2 separate regions of the Mus musculus genome follow, and region 2 is linked to region 1. The links are chromatin loops, found by intact Hi-C in ENCODE. Cell type or tissue: heart. All regions are shown on one strand.

Region 1 (8,000 bases):
AAGGGATAAAGATGATGAGAAAGCGACCCCTCTCAAACAGAGAAGATATTTCAGCCTAACAGAAATATCACTCAATCTAGTTTGAGAAGGAATGAGAAGAAAGGAGAAAAGGAACTTAGTCTAGATTTTAAAATTGCTTGTAGGGGCATGGCTTCTAACTTTTGATATTAAGTAACCTAATATGTACTCTCTGAAAGACCACTAAAAAGATGTTATGTTCACAAATACTCAAAAAGTAAAATTGAAAACAAAAGGCTGCATTGTAAAGAAATGTAAACGCAGGTATATGATGTGAAGTTTTAAGTCTATTCAAAGAGAAATCACATGAGTAAAACTGAAGATACAAGCCGGGCTTGGTAGCGCACTCCTTTAATCCCAGCACTCGGAAAGCAGAGGCAGGCAGATTTTTGAGTTCAAGGCCAGCCTGGTCTACAAAGTGAGTTCCAGGACAGCCAGGGCTATACAGAGAAACAAACAAAAAACCTAAAAAAACTGAAGATACAATTTGCTTTGGATATTTTCACAATGAAGCTAATTCCTTTACTCTGCCTCTTTACCTCTACTAGTATTCAGACTGATAAACAGTATTTAAAGTGACTCACTGAGCAAGCTCTACTTAGTTCATTATTTCTGTATCTCCCCATAATATACTTTTGGATCTTTATTATGCTATGAATATGAACCTGTAGTGTTTTCCAGACACCCATACTCATCTGGAAAGGTCCATTCTTTCTTCAATACACAGCTAAAGGCCCACACTCAAAAGAAATATACAAGGCTTTGCATTTTCAGAGGATCAACCCCTTGACAATTCAACAGCTCCCACACATTATTTCTAAAGCTACTCTGTCTGAACAGGTTGAGGGGTTCCCTTTCCTATCACTTGCTTCACTTCCTTTCTACTTCCACAAAAGGAAGGTATTCTACTCTCCCTTCCTCATCTTACACCTTGCATTGTTGAAAGATGTGTCCATTACAAATTTTTAAATATGGGCTCAGCAGTTAAGAACACTGACCGCTCTTCCAGAAGTCCTGAGTTTAATTCCTGGCAACCACATGGTGGCTCACAACCATCTGTAATGGGATCTGATGCACTCTTCTGGTGTGTATATGAGTACAATGTACGCATATAAATAAAAATAAATAAATAAATCTTTTTTTTTTTCTTTTGGTTTTTCGAGACAGGGTTTCTCTATGTAGCTCTGGCTGTCCTTGAACTCAGAAATCCGCCTGCCTCTGCCTCCCAAGTGCTGGGATTAAAGGCATGTGCTAAATAAATAAACACACACACACACACACACAAAACCCCAAATAGAAAACTAGTGAGGTCCTAACTATGAGACAATTTGAGACCACAAGGCACCAGATACCTAAATCCATTTCTTTAAAAGATGCACTTTCAATAAAAATTTTGCTTTTTTCTTAAAACATTTTAAGAAGTTACTTAGTTTCTAACAACTGCCCACTATTAATTAACTGTGGTGATAATTCATCCTAAGGGAAACCTTTGTGACTACTGGGTACTAAAACCACAGAAAACAGCACTTTATATGCTTTTTGATGGGGCATGACAGGGTGACAAGAACTTTTAAATTACAATAGGATAAATTTGCGGAGAATTAAGATAGAAATATTCAGAAGAAAAAGCAACCATATAAAACATCGAACAGTAAGCATTTGCTCACCTTTTCAAAAACAGAGACCACGACTTCCACGTTGGTATAGTTGTTTATAGTGTCAGATGTATTTAAAAGGCTAAAATAGTATTTATCTTAAGATGCTAACTCACTATAAGGCTAAAAATTATAATTTTGCATGTTTAAAGTTTATAGTAAAAATTCTTAGATATGGATTTAAAAACTCACAAAAGTAATTATATTTCCATCTTACAAATATCGGTAGAGAAAGGAAACTAAAGGCACATTTAGAGGCTTGTTATGATCAGGGAGTAAAGTATCAGGCCCAATGGTGGGGATGGAATAGAGAAAATGGAAGACTCAGTTTGAGGTAAAGAGGCTGAATCTGTGGGGATGGAAAAAGAGATTCAAGCAGACTTAAGGGATTTCTTTTTTTTCTTTTGAAAATGTCATAATGAGGAATATGGAGTCTAAGTTTTAGCTGGGGACACCAGTTTAAAATAATGTCACTCCCAAAAATTGGGAAGAAGCCAACTCAGTTTGGGGCATTAGAATATAAGATGCTTGTATGCCTAACTGTCTAGATTAAGTTCAATACATACAGCTTTTACAGAAATTAACCCAAAACATAGGGAATGGAAGAGTGTAGCAGCAGTAGAATCCTTACTTACGGCTATAATCATTTAAGGCCCAGCAACACCGGAGGGGAAAAGAGATGCAGACTTCAGGAGGTAACAATCAATGAATGCCAGTGCCTATCACTGAACGTCTGTCTGGCTATCTGTAAGCCGGAACGACAGACTGAAAAGTGGGTAGACAGAAAATGTAGCACATAGGAAAAGAGGTGGAGTTGAAACTCAGACGCTCCGAAGACCGCTCACAACCATTGTGCAGGGCGGCCATTCCTAACACAGGGCGAAGTAACTTTTGTAAAGTTCGAGCAGAGAAAGAGGCAGAATGTAACTACAAGAGTATCCACAGAGGGAATACGACTACAAAGTTTTAGATCCGGGCAGGACCTCAAGGAGCTTTTCCTCTTCTCAACATTCTTAGGACCACTCTTCAAGGTCTTAGTTTAACAACACATCAGCCTAATCGCATCTCAGATTGCCAATGTTTTTAAGAGTACTGTAGGAGATGAGCTGGCTTTCTATATGCTAACAGGAGAACATGGCTGAATTCCACCGTGAAGAGAAAAACGAGTTTAATCCCATTTCTGGAAGTACCTCGGCATCAAGACACATTTGGAACAATACCCTTCCATCCATTACCCGTGGTCACCTCGTGGGTGTGGCTATGGGCATCTTTTAGTCTGTATTTTAGGACTTTTCAGAGCCTGCAGAGATGGGGGAGGGGACTTTGGCGCCTTAAGATTGAGTTCCTTAACTGCGGGCCATGCGCGCTGGTGCACAACGAACTTGCAGGGATCGCTAAGGTTCTGCAGAGACGGCAGGCACATCGCTGGTGCCAAAGCGTCTCCCACCCCCGACTCTCACAAGCGTGCACTCTCTAGTTAACGCGCGATATTGACGTAAGCAGCCAGGGGCCCGGGACGCCACTGAGCGTCCTAACTTCGGCCTCCGTTCCGAACTAAAAAGCTCGATTACGGTGAAAAGCGTCCGGAAGGAACCCAAGCACGATGTTCTTCGGCGGTCCTCGCTCGCCCGGATTCGCTCCGGCCGCGGGAGACCTGGAGGCCCACAGTCGGCAGCGATCCAAGGTGGAGCGCCTGGGGGGAGGTGGTTCCCGCCACGGCCAGCGGCCGTTGGGGCCGTTACTCACCGTTCCTCAGGACGCCGAGCTGCGGCTGGCGGAGTACCGAGTTGAAGAGCATCTGGGCCTGAGGAGAAGGCTCAGCTGAGGGGAACGCCGAGAAGATCGCCCCCAAGTTCCACAGGAGCCGCCGTCTGCACCCTCCACAACGCGGCGCGGTTTCGCCTCCAACTCCCGCCACTAAGAGCCCCGGCCGCCAAACTCCGCGCCAAACTGACGTCACGCTTTCTGATTGGCTCTCGTCGCAGCGTCCTGGCGCCTCGAAGGCTCGCCCCCATCCTAAGCTCCGCCTCCCTCTCGCTCAGCCGCGGGAACCCAAGGTTCACAGGCTCCCTGAGCGCCTGCGCGGGGGGGCCCAGAGAGGAACTGGCGAACCGCGGGGCGACCGAGGCGCATGCGTACACTGCCTGACAGCGCGCGGAGGGAAAAATCCGCGAGACCGCGGCGGGAGAAGATGGCGGTGCTGGGGTAGAGTTTGCAATCTTTGTGACTGGGCGAGTCGGGTAACTGTCCGGGTCATGGCGTCAAACTCAACCAAGTCGTTCCTGGCCGATGCCGGCTATGGCGAACAGGAGCTGGACGCTAATTCCGCTCTTATGGAACTGGACAAAGGTACGGAGGAGGGACGCGGGCGAAGCGTCTGGGGGGAGTGGCGCCACCTAGTGGCGGCAGCTACAGAGGCTAGAAAGGCGCATGCGCCGATGTATGGGGCGGGAAGCACGGCTGCTAGTCTTGGAGCCAGCGCTTAGGCGCATGCAGGGTTGCTGGAGTAGCCTTGCACAGTTGGAGCAGAGGCTCGTGCTTGCGAGGATGCCTTTGACCACTTGGGGGCACAGTCTCTGGTTTCCCAGGCAGCAAATAAGATAAAGTGCTGAATTTTGAGATTATTTTTTAAAACGTTCAGTGCAGGTGAAGCCTTCATTAAGAGAGCCAAATGATTTTCTGAGCGTTTTACAGCGATTTGTCTTGCGAGACTGTCAATTGCGCGTTCTAAAGCAGGTTCCATGTGGATGAGAACATCCGAAAAGCTTGGCTGAACGCGCTCATTCTCTGCACACAAGTTCCACGAGTTAGTTCCCCTTATACAGGTAGCTAAGAGAAAAAATTTTAGGGTTAGGAGTTAAATTCCAGTTCTACTAAAGTGATTATGGAATGCGGCATTATCATCTAGCCTCGATATGTCAGCAAAGTGGGCACAGTATGTCAGCTGTTGTAAATGTTAAATGGCAGTGGTATGCGAAAAGATGCCTTTATTAAAGGCTGAAGAGGGACTTTGACAGATAGCTATCCATAAAGAAGTCCTGTGTAAATGTGAGACCTTTGCTTCAGTTTCCTGCCAAGGTTTTTACACTATAGGCAATTCTTGGTTAACTGTAGCCAGTGTGTAACCTGTAGAGAACGGGACTGGAAACCAAGGATCTGTAAGTTCAAGTCTGGGGGGCAGGGTGTGCCAAGTAGGGACTGGGGGATGCTGAGAGAACCTGGAGGTCAATTAGACTTTGGCATGTTAAATATGCACCTTAGTTCCTTGTCCAAGTTTGAAACCAGTTACAGGTAAGAGTTTTTTACGTTTTACTAAAGTCTGTGACATCCAGGTTGGCCTGTACTCCCTAAAGCCAAGGATAACTCTCAACTTTTGATCCTCAGCCTCCCAAGTCCTAGACCTGATGTGGCCCATTACACTGTTTTATTCAGTGCCAACTCCCTTCCCACCGAAATGTGTATGGCTCTAGCGTAGCTAATCTTGTCCCAGGCTAAGAGTAGATAGTGTTGTAGAGCAGGGTAAGGATATGGAGCAAGGAAAGGAAGGACATCCAGAGTTACCTTCTAAGTGTTGTGAGCCAGTGTGATGGTTTACTGTGTGAAACACTTCCTGTGCAAGCCTGACAGTCACACACATGTGCACACATACATACAATAACAATGAAATAAGGTTTACATTAAAAAAAAAAAAAAGATGCTGCGGCTGTAGGGATGACTTAGCCTTTAAGAGGCCACACTGCTGTTTTGTGGGACCAGAGTTCAGTTCTCAGCACTCACACCCCAAACCTCACAACTGCCTGTAACTCTAGAGGGTCTGTTATACACCCATCTCTCCCTCCCCCTACATACACATAATTAAAAGTGAAGCTCTTTGAAAGAAAAGGTTACAGTTGTAATGAAAGTAATAGTACAACCTTTTTAATAAGAAGAGTTGAAATTAAAACACATATGTGTAAGAAATAAGTGGGGGCTGTTGAGTGTTTTACAGATAAGCCCTAAGCTCAACAAGACACATTGTATCAGCCGGGAACAGTAGTGTGACACATTGCTAAAGGCTGAGTCCCACATATTACTCTAATAAGTGTAGCTTTTCCTAATGTAGATTATTATCATCAGACCAAGTATTTGCCCCTCCAGTGATTGGAAGTTGTCCAGATGAAAACAGGCAAGATCCCCTTCCTGCAGAGAGAAAGGTTTAGTGACATCACTCAACCTGATGGCTCTGTGCACACCTGGCTTTGAGAGGATGGGTGGGAGTGGGGAAGGTGACTCATTCCCTTTCTTGCTGCACATGAGTGGAAGCTGGTGAACCTAATGCTGTAGGAAAAGCCTGATCGTGGAGTGCTGATTCAACTCTTGAGAACTGGGTGAGAGTCAGGACAGAATCCACACACTAGGATTTCCTAGCGTTGTTACCATCCACCCAGTTCCACCATCTTAATTCTCCCTGTGAAGACCACTGTTGTACTGCCCATGTGTGCAGGAATGTAACTGGTGTTAGGGAGTGAGGACTCAGCACAGCCCCTCTGAGAGAATGAATGGCCTTAGCCACTGGGTTGGGTGTGCACTAGGCGGCTGACGCCATGTCATTACTGGTGGTTTTAAGAGTAGTAGAAACATGGCCCTATGGATTCAGACTTTTTTTTCCTGAGGATATTTATTACCAGACTACATTTAGTCTGACAGCATTGGTAAGTGAACCTTTAAGGTTATATAGAATCTAGATTCAGCAACTAGTTTACCACATTGAAGCTGAATTAGGGAGCATGGACTCTGCAGTTTGGTTGGTGACCCTGATGGACAAGGTCAGATAAACTAAACAGAAATCCACTTATTGAAACCATGGCCTTACTTTTATGTATGACTGTGAGCTGTTGTCTTATGATTTACAATGGGAATTATTAAATAGTCTCATTTCTTATTGTTTTAAACTAGTATTTTCTCATGTGCAGTCTGCATTATATGTCAGCATGTTTATTAGCAGTGATTTCTGAAGTTTTGTGGGAGGATACTTAGTAATTATGTCAGAAATTGCCATTTCTGCCTTCCAAATGTGAAGTGACCTTTATTAACTGTTTATTAAGCTGTGGGTTGTGGGTTGCCTTCTGTCTTAGTCAGGGTTTCTATTCCTGCACAAACATCATGACCAAGAAGCAAATTGGGGAGGAAAGGGTTTATTTAGCTTACACTTCCATACTGCTGTTCATCACCAAGGAAGTCAAGACTGGAACTCAAGCAGGTCAGGAAGCAGGAGCTCATGCAGAGGCCATGGAGGGATGTTCTTTACTGGCTTGCTTCCCCTGGCTTGCTCAGCCTGCTCTCTTATAGAACCAAGACTACCAGCCCAGAGATGGTCCCACCCACAAGGGGCCTTTCCCCCTTGATCACTAATTGAGAAAATGCCTTACAGTTGGATCTCATGGAGGCACTTCCCCTGAAGCTCCTTTCTCTGTGATAACTCCAGCTGTGTCAAGTTGACACAAAACTAGCCAGTACACCTTCTATTGTGTAGTTATACTTACTCTATTTCTTTGTGGTGCTGAGGCTTGAACAAAGGGTCTCATTCCCGGTGTTCTGTTGCTTTGCAATTGAGCTGTATTCTAACCCTGTGTGGTGATACTTGGAAATTTTTTTTAGTCCTGTTACAACCAAGCACCATTAAAAAATGAATATATGAGATGTATACATGTTAGAGATTCAATTTTGAGCCATGTTCATCTGAGGTAAAGAAAATATGCAGCCATTGTCTAAGACACCCTTTCCTGGTAATGCTTTGTTAGTGGTGCTTTAGTGGATATTGGTTGCATCTGTGGTTACTTAGTGTCTCGAATGTCTACCTGAGGAGTAGCCCTTAGGAGCCCCTTCTCATGAAGGTGGAGGCAAAAAGTTCCCTAGCTTGTCTTTCGAGAGCAGCTCCGAGTTACCAGATCCTGCCAGTAAGACACATGCTTTGATTAGCAGCAGGAGATGAAGAGCTAGCTCAGGGGTGCTCACAGTTCCTGTGGCGGCACAGTGTCAGCTGCATAGGCCCTAAATGACAGGGCTCACTGTAGCATCTCGTTTCTTAGTAACAGTAGTTGCTCTCATCTAATTAGTTTGGCAGTGTGGTGTTAGGTGTTCTTAGAAGTTTAGCAGGTTTAAATGCCAGGTGTGGTGACGTATCCTGTAACCACAGAGCCTGGGAGGCAGACATGTAGTCACTCCCAGTTTGAGATCATTCATAGTGAGTTTCAAAGCAGCCAGGTCTGCATAGTGAGTGCCAGGATAGGCTGTGTTGAAAAGCAAGACTGAATCTCAGCAATTAAACAAAACCCAAGAAGTCTAGTC
Region 2 (8,000 bases), 240 kb after region 1:
GGTTCCATAAGAAGACTGTATCACAAATTTTACGTGTGCTTTTGAAGAGTGGCACTGAGCACTTAGTGCCACAGATAGCCCTCTTTGCCAGTTACTCGGAGTCATCATTTCTGGCTTCTTTGTGCTTTGGGTTTGAACTGTGAGTTAGAGAGGCGGGCGGGGGGGGGGGGAGATCCAGCTACCTTTCTTTTCCCTTCTTCTTCTTCTTCTTCTTCTTCTTCTTCTTCTTCTTCTTCTTCTTCTTCTTCTTCTTCTTCTTCTTCTTCTTCTTCTTCTTCTTCCTCTTCTTCTTCTTCTTCTTCTTCTTTTAATTTTGTGGGTTGTTTGTTTGTTTCAAGACAGGGTTTCTCTGTGTAGCCCTGGCTGCCCTGGAACTCACTCTGTAGACCAGGCTGGCCTCAAACTCAGAAATCTGCCTGCCTCTGATTCCCAAGTGCTGGGATTAAAGGCGTGCGCCACCACGCCAAGCTCTACATCTTTCTTAGAAGAGAGGAAAGGGCAAGTACTCTTCTTGCTTGAGGCCAGCAGTGAGTTCTGGTGACCGTGAAGGAAAGAGCAGGTCTTGAGGCTGATAGAGAAGTCTCCTTGCTCTCTAGCACCCCACCACAGCCTCTGGCCAACACAGACAAGCTGAGAGTGGTGTGTGGGGAGACTAGAGAGCAGTGGGGAGAGAAGAGGAAGTGGAAGGCTAGGGGAGGAGAAAATACCTACCTGACAGACACTGGCATTGGGGAAGTACCGACACCTGTCTCAGTGGGGAAAGAGATCCGTGCCTGGCCTAGGTAGGGGCTGTTTTTCTAGAGTGCCCAGGTTCAATTCCCAGCACCCACTTAGTGGTTCACAACTCGTTTCAAAGGAGCCAAGCACACACACACACACACACACACACACACACACACACGCAGACAAAACACCCACATACAAAACAACAAAGACAATTTTTGTTTGTGAGACAGGGTCTCTCTATGTAGCTCTGGCTGTCCTGAAACTCGATATGTAGACCAGGCTGGCTTCAAACCTACAGAGACCCAACTGCCTCTGCTAGGATTAAAGGTGTGTGCCACCATGCCAGCTAAACAAATCAAAACAAACTAGAGAGGGGCCACAGCCGCCCTGTGCTCTGACCCTGTGGCAGCTGTGGAAATGCAAACGCAGAAAGCTCATAGCATTTAAAGCTGGAAGGGTCATTTAAGGTCTTCCAGATTAAAGCCTTTATTTTTGCAGAGCCCAGAGATGGGTTGGGCCACACAGCTCCTAATTCCCAGGATTGCAGTCCCTGTTCCTGCAATTTCACAATGCCGCCTTCTGAAAGCTCTGGACATTCCTGCAAACACATTAGCTGCAGCCTACGGTCTGGGCTGCTAGAACAAGACGCCTGGTACCAGGTGATTCATGCATTTATTCCTCGCTGTTACAGGGCTGAGAAATCTGATGCTGGCAGAAACACTCGAGGACTGCCCTCCTTGATGACCTTAATGTGTCCTCACAGGATGCAAGAGGCCAAGCCCTTCATGCCCTAGGAGAACAAAGCCAACCACAGGGCACAGCCCTTGAGATCTAATTCTCCTAAGGCCCAGCCCTGCACCTTCACCTCTTGGGGGTGGGGGATGGGTGGCGGCGGTGGCGGCACGGGGGTGGGGTGGGGGTGGGGACCAGGCTTTAGCATGTAGCGTGTGAATTTGGGGTGGAGAGACGCAATACTCAGACCATAGCAGCCCCTGTCATCTGTGATTAGCTTTCATGTTCTTATCCAATTGAAATGATTAATACTTAGAGACAGGGCCTGGAGAAGTGGCTCAGTAGCTAAGAGTGTTTGCTGCTCTTGCAGAGGATCAGGGTGTGGTTCCTAGCACCAAAGTTGAGTGGTCACAGCTGACTGTAACCCCAGCTTCAGGGGATCTGACACACTCTTCTGGCCTCAAAGGGCACCCTCAAACATGTGCACACACACACACACACACACACACACACACACACAATTTGTAAAAATATTTTTTAAAGTTATAGTACTATAAATAACATAAAAACATGCATGATTTGTTGAAAAGTCTAAGTTTATCCATGTGTTGAACAGAAAATTGTTTTTCCTCAATTTGTATTCTTGTGTACTGTTATGCCCTGAGTTCACGGGAAACCCAGGTGAGCCCAAGAATTGCAAAGTCCAGCGGGGCGTGGTGGCACACGCCTTTAATCCCAGCACTTGGGAGGCAGAGGCAGGCGGATTTCTGAGTTCGAGGCCAGCCTGGTCTACAGAGTGAGTTCTGGGACAGCCGGGGCTACACAGAGAAACCCTGTCTCAAAAAAACAAAAACAAAACCAACCAACCAACCAAACAAACAAAAAAAGAATTGCAAAGTCCACTGCAACTCGCAAAAGAGTCTTGTATTTTCAAGTTTGAACTCGGTTTGCCCACCTAGCACACACTGCATAAATGCTGGCAAGCGATCCTGAGTCCAGAAAACATTGGGTTTATATATAGTATAGGAATAGTGTGAATATTCACAGAACAGGGGAGTAGAGGGTGGAATAGTACTGAAGCGGGAAGGGGGCTAATGGGTGTCTATTCAAGGACTGTCTGTGACCTGACCTCTGTTTACCTTTTACTTTTTCCATGGTCTCCCTTGAGCTTGTTATTTCTCTAAGGTCTCAAGGACAGGCACCTAGAAAGTTATCAGGAGGAGTGTTGGGTGTTGGTTTTGGACACACAGAGGTGCACCATTCTAACTCTAGGGGAGGGGGAGGGAGCCAGCCCCAGGCTGCTGCAGGAGGATGTAGCACAGAAACCAGCTGTCTGTGTATCATGCTTGCGGCAGGCTGGAAAAATGATGGGAGCTTCTGGCAGAGGGGTTGGAGGAAACGCAGGGGCAAACTGTCTGCACACAACAACACTGAAGTCTCTCTAGTATCCTTAATTTGGGGGTTGCAACAGTACAAGTCTGAAACTCTCCCTGTTTGAAACATTGTGGTACTCTGACCACACACAGGGTTCCCAGCCCAGTTCTCATCTTATTCTTCCATAGCTGCCTGCCATCTGCCCCGGGCTGCAGTCTGTGCTGTTGGCAGCATCCACAGAGTCCCTGCCACTATCAATGTATCTCTCCAGCACTCTTTTCTTCGAGTTATTTACTGAACATATACTGTGCATTACACAGTTTTGTTTTGTTTTTCTTTCTTTCTTTCTTTCCCCTTCCCATTCTCCCTCTTGCTCTGGCCCTGCTTGCTTCAGCCTATAGGTTCTTTATTTATTTCTCATTATGGATGGTTGTAAGCCACCATGTGGCTGCTGGGAATTGAACTCACGACCTTTAAGAGCCACTGAGCCATCTCACCAGCCCTTTTACAGGTTTTTTTTTTTTTTTTTTTTTTTTTTTTTTTTTTAATGTTTGGAATTGAAATAGAATCCCATGGCTTCCCCCTCCCTGGACCCCCTTCCTTCCCCCCTTTCAATTGGTGGACTTTTTTTTTTTATTATTATTGTTACACACATATATGTGTGTGTGCGCATGCACAGATACATATAAATGAATCTGTTTCTGTTGTCTGTGTGTGTGTACAGTTCCAAGGACAACCACTTGGCATTAGACAAACAATCCCTGGGAGAGGCTACCTCTCCTTCTGGCAGTTGTTAGTTGCCTTCGTTCTTTGTCTAGAGGAAAAACCCTGACAACCTTTCCTTATTCCATGCCAGCTCGTCCGCTGATATGACATTGTTCCTGACTTTTCCTCCTTATGCAGCCATTTCTAGAGCGGCTGTTCACAGCGGATGCCTTGGTCCTCTGGCTCCTCAGATCTTTCAGCTCCCTATTCGTTTGCTTTTCCTGAACCATAGACAAAGGTGCTGTGTGTCCGTGTATTCCCTGCAGCTGGGCTCCTCATGACCTGTTGATTTCTGCATTGTGTCCAGTTGTGGTTTTCCGTGATGGGCTCCATTTGCTGTGAAGAGAGGCCGCTCTGATGAGGGGTGGGAGCTGCACTGACCCAGGAAAGGTAAGCTGAGCACCTACTCTAAATTTTTGAGACAGTGTGTCATGATGTCGTCCGATTCTTACCAAGAACCTTTCCCTTTATTTTTCTCTTTGTAGAAATCTTTACTAATAACTTCAAAACATTGTCATAAACCCAGATTTCAAACCGCCCCAAGTAATCCTCAAGATGACTCACTCACAAAATGTCTGACCCAACATCCTCCCAGGCCAGTCTTGGAGTCTGCGGGTGGTGCAGAGCTGCTCCTTATTACGCAGTGGCGTACCGCCCTCTAGTGGGAAGCTTGTGTCAGTACACAGACGCTCCCGGAGGCGAGCCTGGAGATTCTTCAGTGAACAGAGCTAACGATGCTAGCCTTTAGCTAAGAGAAGGAAGACAAAAAAGTAGCAAAGTCAGGACAAAAGCCAGGAGCTTGCCCAGGAAGTGCACTGTGGGCCCAGGGCACAGTGCAAAAGGTCCCTCCCTTGAGATGGCACACACTGTTAATGGGGACTGACAGCAGAAGCAGATTGGGCAAGAATAGTGTGAGCCAGGTCCTGCAGGAGCCAGATGGCTGCCCAGAGCAGGGTAGGCTCATCTCTCCGCTCTCGGTTGATTCCTGCCCCACCTCCCATCCACACCCGATGACCCCATACTGAGGACTGAACTCAGGGCCTTGTGTTTGTTGGATGAACTCTATACCGCTGAGAGGAACCCCCAAAGCCAACCATTTCCCACTTTGGTAATTACTGATTTGTCCTGTAAATCCTCCCCCGCCTTTTTTATTATGGTGGTCATTGTGGCTGAACACTCTCACCTAGGGCCTCTCTCTATACTCCCAGGACAGCTCCCCCGAGATACAGCTGGCATGGCTGAATACTTCAGGGATCATTTGGAATCTCTGTGTAAGTCTTAATAACAGGCCTTACTGCATCTTTATTTAACAAAGCTTTTTTTTTTTTTCTGCCTTCTCTATTGCAGGACTTACACTGGCCACAAGCAGTTTGATGTTCAGCTAGAAAACAATCACAGATATCACGACAGAATTGATTTACACTGTTCTCTGAACATCTTGGATGAGGCCCCTCAGAGCAGAGGTGACAAGGTTGGAATTCCGCCTTGCAGGACAAGTTGTGTCCTCTGGATAAACATAATAGAGGGAGCATGCTGTTGCCTTGAGTAAAATCCTGGGCAGAAGCAGCTCAGGAAGAGGTGGGTTCAACTGTTTCACAGTTCATCAGCCTTGGAAAGCAGAGACTTTACAGCCTGGCATGGTGTTGCATGCCACAAGCAGGTGGATCTCTGAGTCTGAGGCCAGCCTGGTCTACAGAGTGAGTTCCAGGACAGCCAGGGCTATACTGAGAAACCCTGTCATGAAAACAAAACAAAACAAAACCAAAAAGAAACTTGATGCTTCTGGTCACTTTGCACCTGCAGCCAGGAAACAGGAAGAGATAAACAAATGTGTGTGCTTACCTAGCCTTCTCTTTTTTATGTAGTCCTAGACTGGTGGTTTGCATGAGAATGGTCCCCAGAGGCTCATATATTTGAATGCTTGGTCCCTACTTGGTAGGTCTGTTCTGGGAAGTTATTAGGAAGTGTAGCCTTGTTGGAGGTGTGCCACTAAGGGTGGGCTTTGGGGTTTTAAAAGCCCATGCCAGGAAGAGTCTCCCTCTCTCTCCCTTCTCTCTGTGCTCTGTGGTTCACATCTCAATCTGGAAGCTCTCAGCTACGGTTCCAGTGCTATCACGCCTGCCTGCCACCATGTTTCCTGACATGAGGATAATAAAGGACTCACTCTCTGAAACTGTAAGCCCCCAATTTAAATGCTTTCTTTTGTAAGTTGGCTTGGCCATAGTGTTTCTTCGCAGCAACAGAAAAGAAACTAAGCAAGGACCAAAGAACATTGTTGCCCACTTTTAGGGTGTGTCTTTTCCATTCGATTAATTTAACATAAACCCTCACAGGCATGCTCGGAGGCTGACCTAATCTACGCTGTCTCTACAAGTGTACCCAAAGGCTTGACCCCCTAGGTGATTCTACATCCTGTCAATCAACAGTAACCAAGGTGGGGTAAGGCACGAGGTAGGGATGCAAGTGGAACTTCTAACAACTGGAAGGACAAGTACCAAGTTAGTCTTGAGAAGCTGAGAAAGTGTGTTGTGTTTGGAGCGAAGAGTAAGAGCTCTTTGTCTAGAAAGAAGATGAAAGGTTGTGTGTGAAGCAGGCTGGTCAACAAACTCAACATAAGCATCAGTACACCCATCACATACACACCACACGCCTATACACCACATATCACAAACACACCACACACACAACATGCTACACATATCACATACAACACTCTACACATCATAAACAACACACACAGCACACACACACACAACATACTACACACATTACATACGACACACACACACAAACATACCACACATATCACATACGACACACACACAAACATACCACACACATCACATATGACACACACACACCATATAAATGACCTCAGGCATTTGTAGCTCCTTATATAATTTCTGAGACCTAAATTAATCCTACCCCTTTGAGGTGTGACAATGTCCTTGAATGCTAATTTAAAAGTTCTCCTGGCTGGCAATTCCAATTAGCTTATACTAAATTCAGCGCACAAAATACATTTATTTTTAACATAAGGAGGCTTCTAATTCTTATTAATAGGACATTGGGTTCTTTTTCAATCACAGCATGAACAGATATTTTAAGAACAATGACCCATTTATGCAGCAGATTATTAGCTTTCTGGTAATGCACATTACCCCCCACCTGCTCTGGATGGAAGCCTTTAGCTCCCCTTCCCCAAGTCAAAGCGGGGCCATGTCACTGGCTATGTGAGCTCAAGTCAGCAAACTGCATGCAGCTCCCGGATTGGCTATTAGGGAACACCTTTTTTTTTTTTTTTTTCCTAACACACTTTTTTGGTAGATGTCTTAGAAGTACAATTTGGCAGTGTGGTGACTCTGTTCTGAATGCTTCCATACTCAGTCCCTAAGCTTTGGATACGTTTCTATGTTCAACAGGTCTCTCAGTTTAATGTTCAGAGATCTAGACTATGCTAACTGTGCTCAGAAAACACATGTCAACTCTGCGTTATTACTATGAATATCCTTTATTCTTATTATTTTTTAATTAGTTCTCTTCTGGGCAGTTGGGCCTAGTTTCTCTCTCTCTGTCTCTCTCTCTCTCTGGGCGTGGGGTGTCTTTCTCGCGGGTGGGGGTAAGGCAGGGACCCTCTACAAAGCTCTGGATGTCCTCAAGCTCACAGAGATCTGCCTGAGCGCGCCACCAAGCCGGGCTGGAACAGGGATTCTGGCTCTCTAGGTGTGAGGACTATAAAGTGCTCGGTGCACTCACCGCACCCTCAGGGTCATCAAATCCTCAACACACAAGGGCTTAGGTTCAGGACCCGAGTGCAGAGGAGTCGGAAAAGGGTGGGGTCAAAGTGGAAAGGTCAAAAGGCCAGTGTCTCCAGTCCAGAGCCTCGGACATCCGTTACCATAGCGACTTCAGCCAAGGAATGGAATTACCGAGGCCCCAACAGGCTTTGCGATCCCAAATCCCAGGGGTTTTCGGCGCGGCTCGTATTCCGTAGAGCAGCTAGACGCAGACACCAACGCCGACGCGGTTGCCTAGCGACACGCATTTTCCCAGGATGCCTAGCAGTGTTGTGTTTTCTCAGCCAATCAGAGTTGAGATGCACCTTCGCTGTGGACCAATAGAATGCGAGGCCGAAGCCCGCGACGGTTGACCCGGTGGCCGGTTGCTCGCCGACTCAGGCAGGCAGACGAGGGGCTCGGGTTTCGGCGCGGTTGGCCTGCAGCGGGCGAGCCTGGGCTCCGAGCGGCGCGGTGGTGTGGTTGCCAGGGTGGCCGCTCGCCATGCCGTCCCGGGTGGAGGACTACGAGGTGCTGCACAGCATCGGCACCGGCTCCTACGGCCGCTGTCAGAAGATTCGGAGGAAGAGCGACGGCAAGGTGAGGCGCCGGGCAGCCCTTCCACGG

Evidence for each region. A loop is a pair of places that touch in the nucleus more often than their neighbours do. Peaks named below come from ENCODE experiments on the same cell type or tissue, not always from the same donor. Only the 100,000 strongest peaks of a DNase experiment are listed, where the experiment ranks them.
Region 2: a loop joins it to region 1, with 11 times the contacts of the local background. A loop is called at or near these places in 34 of 42 quality-filtered maps.

What each region holds. Positions count from the first base shown.
Region 1 is chr1:191,571,930-191,579,929 of GRCm38, forward strand. Dtl (denticleless E3 ubiquitin protein ligase) reads right to left here and starts at 3,615. Exons shown (of 15, transcript NM_029766.3): 1 at 3,420-3,615. The coding sequence starts at 3,471. Ints7 (integrator complex subunit 7) reads left to right here and starts at 3,707. Exons shown (of 20, transcript NM_178632.6): 1 at 3,707-4,022. The coding sequence starts at 3,929. In heart, no CTCF peak of the experiment used is centred here; DNase peaks (open chromatin) are centred at 3,082, 3,722 and 4,102; H3K4me3 peaks cover 3,965 bases; H3K27ac peaks cover 2,498 bases.
Region 2 is chr1:191,813,769-191,821,768 of GRCm38, forward strand. Nek2 (NIMA (never in mitosis gene a)-related expressed kinase 2) reads left to right here and starts at 7,705. Exons shown (of 8, transcript NM_010892.3): 1 at 7,705-7,973. The coding sequence starts at 7,878. In heart, a CTCF peak has its summit at 4,260 (motif pointing left); DNase peaks (open chromatin) are centred at 4,263, 4,683 and 7,653; H3K4me3 peaks cover 917 bases; H3K27ac peaks cover 1,431 bases.